Regions from separate parts of the Homo sapiens genome. Here region 2 is linked to region 1. A link is an interaction called in ENCODE POLR2A ChIA-PET data of the cell type or tissue named here. Cell type or tissue: OCI-LY7. All regions are shown on one strand.

The links. ChIA-PET counts read pairs that join two places held together with the same protein. Peaks named below come from ENCODE experiments on the same cell type or tissue, not always from the same donor. Only the 100,000 strongest peaks of a DNase experiment are listed, where the experiment ranks them.
Region 2: POLR2A ChIA-PET joins it to region 1 with 11 read pairs; 2 of 35 experiments call an interaction of 5 or more read pairs at or near these places.

What each region holds. Positions count from the first base shown.
Region 1 is chr15:76,571,673-76,579,672 of GRCh38, forward strand. It overlaps SCAPER (S-phase cyclin A associated protein in the ER), which reads right to left. Exons shown (of 32, transcript NM_020843.4): 23 at 2,486-2,612. Among named protein-coding and RNA genes, the nearest start is that of MIR3713, 11 kb to the right of the region's middle. RefSeq lists enhancers at 3,903-3,952, 3,963-4,012. In OCI-LY7, no CTCF peak of the experiment used is centred here; a DNase peak (open chromatin) is centred at 3,869.
Region 2 is chr15:76,382,434-76,390,433 of GRCh38, forward strand. All of the region lies in intron 27 of SCAPER (S-phase cyclin A associated protein in the ER), which reads right to left. It also overlaps the pseudogene TRK-CTT16-1. Among named protein-coding and RNA genes, the nearest start is that of ISL2, 50 kb to the left of the region's middle. In OCI-LY7, no CTCF peak of the experiment used is centred here; no DNase peak of the experiment used is centred here.

The sequences.
Region 1 (8,000 bases):
ATTCCTCCATCAGTGCTTACACTTGCCCAAGTTCCACCATCCTACCTTGTCACTTCTAGACTATCTTCAAATATCCTTCACTGGGTACCTGGCTTTGGCTCTAATGAGTTTGTTACTCCAGGCAGTTTTCCAAACAAAAAGGAATGGCTATTTACAATTCCTAGACTGAAATCATAAATATCATCAGCTGAATTACACTGAAATGTCAGTATTACTCTATGGAAGTCTTCATAAAGTGAGTGTGTGTCTTGGCTAGGTAAAAAGGATTTTAGTTATAAAAGTAGCAAAAGGATCTTATTGTAGGTAAGTCTAAACTCTTAGGTGGTCCTGCAGTGTATACTCTGAGGACAGCTTTACAGCAAGTTTCTGACACAGACCATTTAGACTGGGAGCCAGACAACATTTTTCTTCCCCAAATTATAAGAAATCAGTGGTATTTCAGTAAATTGCCCCTTTGTGAAGGAAATAACTTTAGGTAAATTTTCATACTGAATACTTTCTTATATAGATCATTTTGCCTTTTCCTCAAAAGTTCTATTACTTTAATCTAAAACAATATTCATGAGATAAGATACGTGTAGCAGTGTCTTCAAGCAATTGCCTTTTAATTCAAAGTACTCTATACTTTACAAAAATAATCAGTATATAAATAATTTTTTAAAAGATCAGAGATTTTTCCTAAAGCACATTAAATCTTTAAATACTGCATTCTAGCAAATGTGTGACAAGTACTAGTTTCTGAACCTCTGATATCCTGAAAGGGATGTGTTACACACAAGAACTGACTTTACAGCTCTGCCACAATGCCACACTGAATAGGCTGCTTTCGATTCCTCCAGACGACTGTACTGTCTGATGCCAAAATGTAGTTGAGCACTATCTTGCAAAGTTGGACACTGATATGCCTGAGAACCCCACAATTCCACCATTGAGGCATATGCCCTAGAGTAGAGCAGTGATTCTCAAAATATGGTCCTTGGACTAGCAGCATCAATATGACTTAGGAACTTGTTAGGAATACAAATTCTCCAGACCCACCCTAAACCTACTTAATCAGAAATCCGGGGCAGGAGCTGGGGGCAGCAATCTGTGTTTTAACAAGTTCTCTAGGCAATTCCGATGTAGACGAAAGCCTGAGACTCCCAGCTTTAAAGAAGTTCTTGTTTATTTACTTTGATACAAGAATGAGCAGCACTGTTTGCCCATGCTTGCGTGCACTCTCTCTCTCTCTCTCTCTCTCTCTCTCTCACACACACACACACACACACACACAGAGAAATGTCCACTGTCAGAATAGATTTAAAAATTGTATTAACACAATGAAGGACTTACTCTACAGCAGAGAAAAGCAGTGACAAACAGCTATATTTATAAGGCTAAATAAAACTTAGAACCATAACTTTGACTGAAAAAATAATTGTAGAGGTCTATTGTGCAATATTTTATAAAGGTCAAAGCCAAGTAACATTATTTAACAAAACATTTATGTGATAAAGCAATAAAGCTATTTCTAAAAAACAATGATACACCTTTAATTCTGTACAGTATTCCCTTTAAAGGAATCATGAATGTGGTAAGAAAGGATCATATTGGGAAACACAAATGTAGTGGTAACAATCTTACTCTAAATTGGGTGGTGAGTTCATAGCTGTTCACTGTATTCATATTATTTTTTATTAATATTTCTTTTGTACATATCAAATATTACATTACAACCTTTAAACCCAGAAAACAAAACAAAACAAAAACCCAAAAACTACAGCTAATAAATGAAAATAGCCATTACTTTAAATAGAAAATTAGAAACCACCTAAATATTATACATTATGTAAAATGTGATATGTTCATTCCATTAAAGATTTTTAAAGACATGATAAAGTATTTATGATAAAATAATGTAAAAAAGTCCAATAAAATGTTTGGAAGAAGATACAATAAAATGTTATCAGTTGCTATTACAGGAAGTTTTATTTCTTCTTTGTACGTTTAACATTTTCCTATAGTGAATAATAAATACTTTAAAAATCACTGAGGATATTTAAACTATAATTGAGATATTTAATGATTCTAAGTCATTAAAGAAAACTGCCAAATCTGTTGGAATCAGGGGATATTGGTGTTTTGTAGAAATCTGGTTGTGATTTATGAGGCTTTATAATTCAAAGTTTTCTATTTTCTGCCATAAAGTCATACATCTTTATTATTGTGATTCCTGACAAAATAATTTCAGTTTATTTGTGTGAGGAAAACATGACTGAGGAAACCATGACCTAAAGAGGACTTCAATTAAAAAAAAACCTGAAAATAGCTTCAATTAAACAACTGAAAAGAACAAAAGTAAAAAAAAAAATTCATCTATTATTGACTAGCTTTAAAAAACACAGAAGAAAGGTATATACTGAGTCTGCCTTATAGCTCTATGTACTGTCATAGTGAGAAAGGATCACAAAGATTAAGGTTCAAAAGCCAGATATTAGTTACACACCTCTTTTTCCAGTATTCTAGTGATCTCTCCTAGGGTCCGATCCAAAGCAGACACTTTATTGTTTGCCCATGAGCCACTGTCTTGAACTTGTACTTGTTTTAGAAGATCTTTGGCTAATCGCTGAAGCCTTTAATACCAAATGAAAGGAAAGAATGACATTAATGAAACAGACTATAATCTTCATTTCCCAAAACACTTTGAAACACAAGTTACTTTCAGTATTGGATTTGAAAATGCTTCACAGAGCATCTGAGGGGAGAAAAAACCAGACAACCAATAAAGCTAGTGTTATTTTATATTCATGACCACCAATTCATTCTTCATGGCACAAAACAGAACTAGAGGATAGTATTATCAATCTACAGGATTAGCTAGAGCAATTGATGCCTTTAGTTTCTGTATGATTCTTAAATTAGAACAGAATTAGGAAGGGGGAGAAGGCCAGAGGATGAGAGCAGAGAAAATGAGTATAAGAACCTGAGCAGGTTTTTATATTTTGATTTAAATCTTCGAATATTATTAGCTTTATAAACTCTCAGAATGTTGAACTTCCAAATGTTTGTTTACAGGCAGTTTGGGGATAGTCTGCTACTGCTCATATCATTTACTTAGACGACAGAACATTTATTTAGTTTTCACCAAGAAATACCACATTATACCTAGACTGTAAGAGTCTTCATTCAGATCACTGTGTGCATTACTTCTTTGTGGCCCCTACCTGGTACCTCACTCTTGGAGCAACCCTCCTCTGCTTTCCACTTATTTACTTGAGAATCCACTAATAGATGCTCACCAGATCTCCCCACTTTTCCCCTATATATCATCCCCGTTGCCTTAAATTTTTATCTGTGGTAGATTCCACAGTACATCATTATAATCATTTTCTTGCAAATGTCCTACATTTCCTCTCTGTTGTTCTGTTTTTTACTCTTCTTAGACAAACCCCAGCCGTGGTAATAATGTTTGTTTAGCTCTTACTATGGGCTAGGCACCATTCTCAATGTCTTGCATGCATTAATTTCTTTAGCTGGATTAATGAAAACAACTGGCAGACTTTTCCATTTCTGAACCTGGCAGGGGTGGGGGTGTGGGGGGAGTCAGACCATGCAAAATACTGGTAGGACTACTGATTCAAGATCTTATTAAATCTCCCTAGGGTGTTCATTCTCCCACTATCCACAAAGGTTTGCTTCATACATTCCCCACTCTCTTCAAAAGTCCACCCTTTCCTTTCTCTCTTTTGCTTTCATAAGATGATCCTACATTTCAAAGAGAAAACAGAAGTTATTGGAACAAGAAAATTTTCACTTTCGGCCATAAAATCTACAAGCTTATCTGCATTTCACTCATCTTCTTCTCTGTTCCTCTTATTACAGTCATTCCTTCCAGACAGGACTAATTTCACCACACAGGATGTATGCATGAGTTCTTTCTGGATCTCAAGCTCTCTCTTCTTCCTGTCTCAGGTCTTTCTGCAATGTTCTTCATCTTTTCCTTCTGAAATGCTTCCTCCACTCCCACATTACCTAGAACATTACTATTTATCCCTCAGCTCTTAGCACAAACATTACTTTCTCTGATTTGACTATTTCTTCAAAGCACTCATCATAAGAGAATTAAAAATACTTACTGAACTAACTGTTTAATGTGTGCTTCTCCTATGCAAAGCTTTACAAGGGAATTTCCTGAAGTGATAGAAATATTCTGTGTTTTTACTGTCCAACATGGTGGCTAGAAGCTATTGTATTGAACAGTGCAGAAGCAGAGTATTAACTTCATGAGCGAGGTGCTCGTCTATCTGCTCACTGCTTTATCCTTATCATGTAACATGCTACTTTTACATAAGTACACTCATTAGATATTTAATAAATTCATGTCCTACAGAGAAAACTTCTTCTTTACATTAATTTTAACAATATCCAGACCAAGGATGGTGGTTCATGCTTGTAATCCCAGCACTTTGGGAGGGCAAGGCAGGAGGTTCACTTGAAGCCAGGAATCTGAGATCAGCCTGGGTAACAAGGCAAGACCCAGTTTCTACAAAAAATAAGAAACTATTAGCTGGCAATGGTGGCGTGCACCTGTAGTCCTAGCTACTCAGGAGGTTGAGGTGCGAGGACTGCTTAAGCTCCAGAGTTCCAGACTGCAGTGAGCTTACAACACTGCGCTTCAGCCCGGGCAACAGAGTGAGACCTTCATCTCTAAAAAGAAAAAAACCCAATAACTTCATAGGTTACAAAATACTTTCATGTACATGATCTTATTTAATCCTCTCAACAACACTGTCAATAAGTATTATCCCTATTTGAAAAACGCAAAAACTGATGCAGAGCAAGATAGCCAAATAGAAGCCTTCACAGATGTCCTCCATACAGGAACACCAAATTGAACAACTATCCACATAAAAAAGTACCTTAATAAGAACCGAAAGTTGTGTGAATCACCACAGTACCTGATTTTAACTTCGTATCACTGAAAAAGGCACTGAAGAGACAGGAAAGACAGTCTTGAAATGCTGATGCCACCCCTCCCTCCTACCCTGGCAGCCACCCTGTGGTGCAGACAGAGAGTCTATGCACTTGGGAGACAGGAAGCACAGTGGCAGTGAGACTTTGCCTTGGAAATCAGTGCTAGCCTGTTACAGTGGAAAGCAACAGGACACAATTCAGCTGGCCCCCACAGAGAGAGCATTTATACCAACCTTAGAAAGCGGGGAATCGCCCATCCTAGCACTCGGAACCTGAGTTGCAGGTTAAAGTGTTCTGGGGACCTAAATAAACTTGAAAGGAGGTTTAAGCCACAAGAACTGCAATTCCTGGGCAAGTCCTGGTGTTGTGCTGGGCTCGGAGCCAGTGAACTTGGGAAGAATGTGACCTATGAGACCAGCCAGGGCAGCCAAGGGAGTGTTTGCACCACCCCTCTCTCAACCCCAGGCAGCTCACAACTCTGGTACAGACTCCGTCCCTATGCTTGAGGAGAGGGGAGGGAAGACTAAAGAGGACTCTGTGCCAGGCACAGTGGCTCATACCTATAATCCCAGTGCTTTGGGAGGCTGAGGCAAGCGGATTGCTTGGGCCCAGAAGTTCAAGACCAGCCTGGGCAACATGGTGAAAGCCCGTCTCTAGCAAAAAATACAAAAATTAGCTGGGTGTGGTGGCACACACTTGTAGTCCCACCTACTCAGGAGGCTGAGGAGGCAGGATCAATTGAGTCTCAAAGATCAAGGCTGCAGTGAGCTATGATCATGCCACTGCGCTCTAGCCTGGGTGAAAAAGCAATACCCTGTTTCAAAAAGAAGAAGAAGAAGGAGAAAAAAAGAGGACTTTGTCTTGCAACTTGGAAACCAGCTCAGCCATAGTAGGACGGAATAACTGGGCAGAATCCTGAGGCTCCCATTCCAGGCCCTAGCTCCTGGATGGTATTTTTAGACATATCCTGGGCAAAAAGGGAATGGGCTACCTTAAAGGGAAAGACCCAGTCCTGGAAGGATTTGTCATCTGCTGACAAAAGACTCCTTGGGCCCTCACGAGTTAGCAGTGGTAGCCAGGAAGCACTCGCCAAGGGCCTTGAGTGAGACTCAGAGACATGATGGCTTCAGATGGGATACAGCCCATTCCCAGCTGTGGTGGCTACGGGGAGAGACTCCTTCTGCTTGAGAAAAGGGGAGGGAAGAGTACGGGAACTTTGTTTTGCAGCTTAGGTATCAGCTTGACCACAGTAGGGCAGAGCAACAAGAGGGTTCTTGAGGTCCCTGATTCCAGGCCTTGGCTCTTGGATGGTATTTCTGCACCTGAACTGGGCCACAGGGAAGCCACTGTCCTGAATGGAAGGCCCAGGCCAGGCAGCATACACCACAAACTGAATGAAGAGCCCTTGGGCCTTGAGTGAACACTGACAGTAGCCAGGCAGTACTCACCATAGGCCTGGGGTGGTGGTGGCCACAGGAAGAGACTCCTATGACTATAGAAAGGGGAGGGAAGAGTGGTAAGGACTTTGTCTTGTGGTTTGGGTGTCAGCTCAACCACAGTAGAACACAGCACCAGGTTGATTCCTAAGGTTTCTGACTCTAGGCCCTGGCTCCTGGATGGCATATCTGGACCTGCTCGGGCCAGGCAGAACTTGCTGCACTGAACGGAAATACATAAGCCTGGCGGGTTTTGCTACCTGCTGATTGCTGAGCCCTAGGGGGACTTGAGCAAACAAAGGTGGTAGCCAGGCAGTGGTTACTGTGCGCCTTGGGCGAGACACAGTAATCTGTGCTTCAGGTCTGACCTAGCACAGGCCCAGTGGTGGGGGCTACAGGGGTGCTTGTGTCAACCCTCATCCAGCTGCAAGCAGCTCAGCACAGAGAGAGAGAGACTCCATTTGTTTGGGAGAAAATAAGGGAAGAGAACAAGAATTTCTGCCTGGTTGTCCAGCAAATTCTTCTGGATCTTATCCAAGACCACCAAGGCAGTACCTCTACGAGTCTATAAGAGCCATAGTGTTACTGGGCTTGGGGTTCCCCCAAATGCAGATATAACTGCAGTGGCCAATAGCTTAGGTTTCAACACCCAAGTCCCTTTGGATACCTGGAAAACATTCCCAAGAAGGATGGGTACAAACAAGCCTACACCATGAAGACTACAATAAATACCTAACTCTTCAATCCCTAGACACCTACAAACACCCAATATGACCTCACCTAATGAACTAAATAAGACACCAGGGACCAATCCTGGAGAAACAGAGATAAGTGACTCTTTCAGGCAGAGAATTCGAAATAGTTGTTTTGATGAAACTCAAATTCAAGATAACACAGAGAAGGAATTCAGAATTCTATCAGATACATTTAGCGAAGAGATAAAAATAATTTAAAATAATCTTTGGGAGGCTGAGGCGGGCAGATCACAAGGACAGGAGATCGAGACAATCCTGGCTAACACGGTGAAACCCTGCCTTGACTAAAAATACAAAAAATTAGCTGGGCATGGTGGCGGGTGCCTGTAATCCCAGCTACTCAGGAGGCTGAGGCAGGAGAATGGCATGAACCTGGGAGGCGGAGCTTGCAGTGAGCTGAGATGGTGCCACTGCACTCCAGCCTGGGTGACAGAGCGAGACTCTGTCTCAAAAAAAAAAAAAAAAAAAAAAAATAGTAACTACAACAACAATGTTTTAAGACATAGTACAAGAAGATATGAATAGAAACAACAAAAAGTGAAAAAGCAGAGGGATGAAGTTAAAATGTAAAGTTTTTATTAGTTTTTTCTTTGCTTGTTTGTTATTTAGTTTTTTTATGCAAGTAGTGTTAAGTTGTCATCAGTTTAAAATAATGGGTTATAAAATATCAATTGCAAGCTTCGTGGTAAACTCAAACCAAAAACCACACAAAAGATTCATAAAAAAAAAAATAAAAAGCAAGAAATGAAAACACATTGCTAAAGAAAAATCACCTTCACTATGAGAAAGAGAGAAAGGAAGAAAAGAAGGAAAAGACCACAAAATAACCAGAAAACAAATAACAAATAAGTCCTTA
Region 2 (8,000 bases), 190 kb before region 1:
GAGGCTTGAACCCACTGACTCTGGGATTAAGAGTCCCATGCTCTACCAACTGAGGTAGCCAGGCAATTCTGAATTAAGGTATATGTGAAGCATCTAGAGGCCAAGAGCAGGCAGTTATAGTAAACATGGCTGCCAAGCATTCACCCTTTTAAACAGAAACTGTACAAAGATTTCTAAGGAATCACCTCTCCTTAACTCATAGCCAATATGCTTCACATAGACCTCCCTCCCCATTTACTTTGGCTCAAGGGTGCCCAGGCCTAAGGTAAGCCACACATTTCTCTGGCTGTTGAGCATCACTCAGGGATGCCACACGTCACAATCAGAGCTAATGGGGTAGAGGGAGATACTTTTGCTGAGACGCTTGGGAAGAAGTCATCACTTTTTCCTCTAGATGTAAGGTCTGGAGTTGCTATAGCCACTTGTAATCACTGCACAAAACCTCAGGTATCTTATTGCTCTTTCTTCATGACACTCTGATTTTTCTCAGGAAGGCAAGTTATAAGTTTCTACTCAATGTTTTCCTTTAATTTGGCATGATCTACACAATACTGAGCAGGAGTGCTTTTATGTTTCTGTCATGGCATAATACCTTTCCCTACTTTTTAACACTACGAGTTAGTGTTAAAAATCTGGGTTAGTGTGTGTATAGGTGTGTGTGTGTGTGTAAATACACACACACACACCTACACACACATATATATACATATATACACATATATATAGGTTGTCATTTGTCATTCTTTCAGCTGGAACCCAGGATGGGAGACAGTCCTTGAAGAACTATGCTTACTTCATTATCTTTCCTAGAAGCACTCAAGAGGTGTCACTAATTAAACAAGAATTGAGAGGTGCTGACTGGCAAATTTCTAGTATCTTGTCTAGTTTTCTCAATTCATAACTTAGTTTTTCCAAAGAAATCATTTTATTCATTTTACTTTGCTAGCTGCATCAAAGCAGTTTTATTCATAACCACGGTACACATTCATTTCTTGAATGTGCACTATTTCTAGTATTTCTAAGAATACAGCCAAATGATATGACATCTTCATATACCTTGTTCTCTACTCAAGAAAGAAGCTCTCTTATGAAATACTGTCATCTTATTTATATGGCAGGATCTGCCAAGTACATTCATATCTTTCACCTTATCTCATTCTTACTGGGTTTTCATAGTTGGTAGAGAAGTTATTCATCCTGTCATTGTGCACATGAAGCAAGTGAGACCTAGAGAAATAAGGTGAAGTGTTTTAGGTCATACAAATTTTTAGTGGCAAAAGCAGGGATATCACCCAGGGCTTTTGACTGTTTAGGGTCAGTGCTTTGTCCATGGACCAAAATATCCAGGTCAAACGGAGGCTGACCTCCTCTTTTCTCTCAATGTCTTCTTCTAAGTCAAATTTTGTGATTAAGTAAATACTGTTAAGATATACAGAGACTATAATGCAATCTTGTATTGTCGAGGGGAGATATTTTTGTCTCATAGTACTCAATAAAAACAAAAGTTTAAGAAATGATATTTATTTGCTTATAGGTATATCTGAACCTTTACACAAACTTCTGTTAGCTAATGTCAGCTGGCCCTTACTTCCTTCCATTAAAGCCAAAAGAGTTAGGGGTCAGACCCTGACTAGAGACGTGAGTAGAGATTAATGTGTCTGAGTTTATTATATAGGTTCCAAAAAGGGGCCTGTGTTTGTTTAACACTGATTGCCTTTTAGAACCAGTGACAAGTCAGAAGATATTTCTCCCTAAAGCTAATTTCTAATAGGTTTTCAGAACCTTGAGGATGAGTGACATCACTGCTGGTGACAACAGTTTTACTGCTCTGTGATTCAGAATGGTGACTTTCCCTTTACTCTTGTGTTGCTTTTAAACTGATTATCAGCATATTCTAATACAGATATTCAGGAATATAGCTTTTTCACTTAAAACATCTTATAATACTTAGTCTTTCTAGCATTTATTAAGTGACAAGAATTCACTGCTATTTCCTCTTCCGAAGAATATGTGTAAAAAATCTTTTTTTTAAAAAAAGTGAAGGTTATCAGAACATCTCCTCTCCTGCACCATTATTTAGGAAAACACTCATCTGATGGATTATAAAACAATACAGCCCAGTCTTTTGCAAATATTATCCTAATGAAATGAAAACGGTAATTGAGGAAAATCTGCTAAATAAGCATTTAAGAACTTAGATGTGGAAATGGTTCAAAATGCATAAGATAGTGCTTCATGGAAAAGACCATTCATGTTGAAGAGAGCCCACAGAATATATGGGGGCAAGGGGAGGGTTTGACTGTCCCATTTGGCTTCCACAGGACTAATGTAGACATGAAGGGACCATAGAGAATGTTTACTTTTGATTTAGCTTGAAGTACAGATAATTTGTCCATGAACAGGCCACTGGCTTCTGTTGGTCTTAACTGTCAGTTATAATCACTTTAAGCCTAAATGTTTATAAGAAAAAAGTAAAAGGCCTTATTCATATCAGGCATGTGTAATGAAGTTTTCTTCAAAAAATACATAGAAGATGTGAAAAATAAGATCTGAAATTTTGTATAGTACATTCTGAGATATTTGTAATTTTACCAGATTTTAAGGTGTTTTTGTTAGGTCTCCAGGACTAGAGATCTTAGTGAGATATTCATTTCTGTTTATCAAAAGCTAGATTCAATTAGGAAAAACTAAAATTGGTTTTTCATCAATACTGCACAATGCCTGACAAACCTACTTTACCTTAAAGGAGAGTACAGCTGGGCAAAAACAGCATGATTTGTGTGGGCATGAAGTGCCATCCATTCCATCTTCATAAACCACTTATACACTGGGCCTTAGTTGGCCTAAAAAAGCAGCTGTGACAGTTCCAGACTCTATAATCCCTTTTCTTCTGTTTGTTTGCCCTGATTTCCATGGTCCCCAGATTTCCAGCTTGGTAACATCCACTCTGATCTTCAGTGCAGGTGATCTTCTAGATTGTTCTCTTAGCTTCTTGGAGTTTGGCTTCATTTTGGAATCCCTGAGGGATCTTGTGAGAACATCCCATTTTAGCCCTTAAACCCACAGACCTGCACTCAAAGATCTGCATAGTGTTGGAGTGGGTGAGACTAAGTCATTGTCTCCCCCAATGATGGATGAGAATTTTACTGTTCAAGGAGAGGTAAATTATTTCTCAGCAGTATCCCAGTTTTTGGATATTATGTCCTGGGATATTCTGAGAAAGCCAAACTGTATCCAGTGACAACATCATTCATCAGGGTTTAAGGTGAGCACAAACAGGCATGATGTTCTGTCAGGTATTCTGTCTAAAAAGCCAAAGTACCTGTGCTCTGGGAACTCTGAGCACCTGTGATGTGCAAGGTTAAGGAAGACCAAGCCCCTGTTCTAGAGGCATTACAGTCTAATAGGGGCTGGTGGGTGTATCAGTTTCCTATTGCTGCTGGAATAATTACCACAGGCTAGTGGCTCAAACAATAAAACATTTAATATTTTACAGTTCTGAAAGCCAGAAATTCAAAACAGATCTCACTAGGCTAAAATCAAGGTGTCACAAGAGCTGTGTTCCTTTTGGAGGATCCAGGGAAGAATCTGTTTCCTTGGCTTTTCCACCTTCTAGAATATGCCTGAATTCCTTGGCTTATGGCCCCTTATTGCAGCTTCAAAGCCAGCAACAGAGCATCTTCAAATCTCTTTCTAACGCTGACTTTCTTGCCTCCCGTCTTTATTTATAAGGACCCTTGTAATTACATTGTGATTACCCTGAATTATCCAGAATAATCTCACCATCTCAAGATCCTTAACTTAATTGTATCTGCAAGATCCCTTAAGCCAAGCAAGGTAATATTCACAGGTTCTGGAGATTCAAATATAGATACTATTGTAGGAACTTTATTATGCCTACTCCAGAGAACCTAGTCATTCATGATTCATTCATTCAACAAATATTCACTGATGGCCAACTATGTGGCAAGCCCTATTCTAGGACCTGGAGTTCAGCAGTAAAATCTATGACCTTTTTCTCATAAAGCTTACATTTTAGTGCAGGAAGATATAAACGAACAAATATATAATATGTAACGTATGGTGTGACAGAGGAGCAAGGGACATGGCTAGGAAATGAAGAAGTAGGAATGTGTGTGAAGCTACTTTACATAGGGTGGTTGGGGAAGCCATTTCTAAGGCATTATTTAAGCAAAATTCTACAGAAAGTGAGGAAGAAAGCCATGTGGACACCTGGGGGAAGGGTGTTTCAGGTAAAAGAGCAGAAGATCCCAAGGCTTGGAGCCAGGAGCGTGCATGACAAGTTCAACAAACAGCAAGAAGGCCAGTGTGGCTAGAGCGGGTTGAGTAAGTGGAAGAGTAATAGGACATGAGGTCAGGGAGGGAGCAGAGAAGATCAGGTAGAGTCTTGGAAACCATTATAAAACTTTTACTGAGTGACATGGGAAGCCATTGTAAGGTTTTGAGCACAGAAGTGATATACTCTGACTTCATTTGAACAATGAGCACTACAGCTACTGGGTTGAAAACTCTTTAGAACAGCCAAGGCAGAAGCAGGAAGACCAACTAGGAGGCTGCTTTAATCATCCAAGTGAGAAATAATGGTATATGAATCAGGATGGTAGCCATGGATGTGGGAAGTGATTGGATTCTGAAAATATTCAGACGGGCAAGCCAACAGATTTCCTGATAAATTGGATGTGGGTGTGAGAAAGAGGAGTGAAAAATGGCTCAATGCTCTTTGCTTGAGTAACTGGAAGACTGTGGTTGCCATTTACAGAAATGGGGAAGAAAGTGAAGAGCGCATGTCTCAGGAGGAAAACCAGGAATTCAGTTTTGAACTGGTTAAATGTGAGATGCCTATTATACATCACAGTGGAGACAGTGGATTGGAAGTTGTGTGAAATAAGCTTCCCAAGCATAGGGATTTTTGTCTCTTTTGTTTCACAGGTATATCTCCAGGGCTTAGAACAGTGTCTCATATACAGTAGCTATTCAATACATATGTGTTGAATGGCTGAATAAATACACAAGCCCAAATTCAGAGGAGGAGTCTCGGCTTGAGATATTTGGAAGCCATCAACACAGAGATGGTATTTAAAACTAGAAACTTATTCTAGTGAGTCTAGAGTCTGAGGATTGATCCTTGGGATACCCCAAAGTTTAGAACCAGGAGAGATGAAAAGAAACCAGCAAAGGAAACTAAAAAATAGTCACCAGTAGGGTAAGAAGGAAACCAGGAGAGTATGGTGCCCTAGAAGCAAAGCAAAGATAGCTTCAAGGAGGAGAAAGTAATCAATAACAAAGTTTACCTACAAATAAACATGAGGACTAAAAACAGGAGAAAATATACACAAATGACTTAAGTCTTATTTTTAGATCATAAAAACTAATTCCACACGCTTAAGATGGGAAGAGGGTAAGTAACAGGGAATGGAATACAGTTTGTCAACAATAAGTGGGAAAAAAGACTTAGCAAATTAGGTGCCTACCAGTTCAAATGAGAAAACAGCACTGCTTGATCACCAAAGAATATAAGTCAATTTTGACTAACAGGAGTACAATGTACACAACAAGGAAGGTTTAGTTCTGCTCCAGTGCACTGTATGACTATTCTGGAAGTACTGTGTCCAGCACTGGGTGCAGCGCTAATTCAGCACACAGAGGTATCAAAGTTCCCAAGTAAAGTGATCCCTGTGGTAAAAGTGTCTGGAAATAATGTCACCCAAGGAATATTTGAAGGAATTGGGAAGTTTAGCTCAGAACTGAAGGACACAAAGGCTGTCTTCAAACTGAAGAAGTATTTATTTATGACCCCACGGGAGACACGTTACTAGAAAGCATATATGAAATAAATCTATGGAAAATTTTCTAGGGCTAGGTGTGGTGGTACACGCCTATAGTCCCAGCTGCTTAGGAGGCTGAGGCAGGAGCATCACTGGAGCCTAGGAGTTCAAGGCTGCAGTGAGCTATCATCGCCTCACTGCACTCCAGCCTGGGTAACACAGTGAGATCCTATCTCTGAAAAAAAAAATTCTAATAATGAGAACATCTAAAAGTGAAGTGGGCCGTTTGGTGTGGTATGACTTCTTCTTCATCCTGGAAGAGGTGGAAGGTCACATCCACTGTAGTAGCAGAGGGCATTTAAGACTCAGCTGGGCATGAGCCTGGATGATGTCTAAGATTCTGTTCAATTCTGGGATGTTACAACAGATGTAAATCTACTTTGAAAATTACAGTCAGTCGGCTGGGCGTGGTGGCTCACGTCTGTAATCCCAACACTTTGGGAGGCTGAGGTGGGCGGATCATGAGGTCAGGAGATTGAGACCATCCTGGCCAACATGGTGAAACCCTGTCTCTACTAAAAACACAAAAAAATTAGCTGGGTGTGGTGGCACACGCCTGTAATCCCAGCTACTCGGGAGGCTGAGGCAGGAGAATGGCTTGAACCCAGGAGGTGGAGGTTGCAGTGAGCTGAGATCACGACACTGCACTCTAGCCTGGCGACAGAGTGAGACTCCATCTCAAAAAAAAAAAATTACAGTCAGTCTCTGTCACAGACACACACACATACAGCACACCCTCCCTCTCTGACCTTTTATGTTATTTATATAGTAAGATGTGGACAATAGCTTGTTTAATGCAAATCTAATTTGGAGCTCTGTTGAAGAAAATGGGGATGACTTAATGGAGAGCTGAGGGTAAAAGAAAAGTCAAGGTGGAACGTATGTATGTGTAAGCAATCTAAGACAGTCAGGACATTTGGTTAGAGAACAGTAAAAATAGGCCAGGCATAGTGGCTCATGCCTGTAATCCCAGAACTTTGGGAGGCTGAGGTGGGCGGATCACCTGAGGTCAGGAGTTCAACACCAGCCTGGCCAACATGGTGAAACCCTGTCTCTACTAAAAATACGAAAATTAGCCAGGCATGGTGGCATGTGCCTGTAATCCCAGCTACTAGGGAGGCTGAGGCAGGAGAATGTTTTGAACCCGGGAGGTGGAGGTTGCAGTGAGCCGAGTTTGCATTACTGCACTGTAGCCTGGGAAACAAAGCAAGACTCCGTCTCAAAAAAAAAAAAAAAAAAAAAAAAAAAAAAAGGCCGGGCGCGGTGGCTCACACCTGTAATCCCAGCACTTTGGGAGGCCGAGGCGGGCAGATCACGAGGTCAGGTGATCGAGACCATCCTGGCTAACACGGTGAAACCCCATCTTTACTAAAAAAGAAATACAAAAAATTAGCTGGGCGTGGTGGCGGGCGCCTGTAGTCCCAGCTACATGGGGGGCTAAGGCAGGAGAATGGCGTGAACCCAGGCGGTGGAGGCTGCAGGAGTGGAGATGCGCCACTGCACTCTAGCCTGGCCGACAGAGTAAGACTCCGTCTCAAAAAAAAAAAAAAAAAGAAGAAAAAGAACAGTAAAAATAAAGGGAAAATTAAAAAGTGAGAACATTAGGTAGGACAGGCTCAGATACCTGGGAGAATTTCCAGTTACCTGATGATGAGTTTCAGGTGAACTCAAAGAGGAACCTTTTTTTTTTCTTTTGAGGCAGGGTCTTGCTCTGTTGCCCAGGCTGCAGTGTGGTGGCACAATTGTAGCTCACTGTAACCTTGAACTCGTAGGCTCAAGCAATCCTCCCATGTCAGCCTCCCAAGTAGCTGGGACTACAGGCATATGCTACTACACCTGGTTAAGTTTTTAATTTTTTGTAAGATGAGGTCTTGCTATGTTGCCCAGGGTGGTCTCAAACTCCTAGCCTCAAGTGATCCTCCTACCTCACCTCTCAAAGTATTGGGATTGCAGCCGTGAGCCACTGTGCCTGGCTAAAGAGGAACTCTTGAGAAGGGAACCTTCCTGAAAGGAGAAGTAACAGATGATGAAAACGGAATGGACAGTCTTGCTGTTTGGGATCAACAACCTGGAAGAGGCTGAAGAAAGAGCAAGACCAGAGGACACCAATAAGAATGGAAGGTAAAGGACAAGGCCACTAAGAAGAAGAAACTC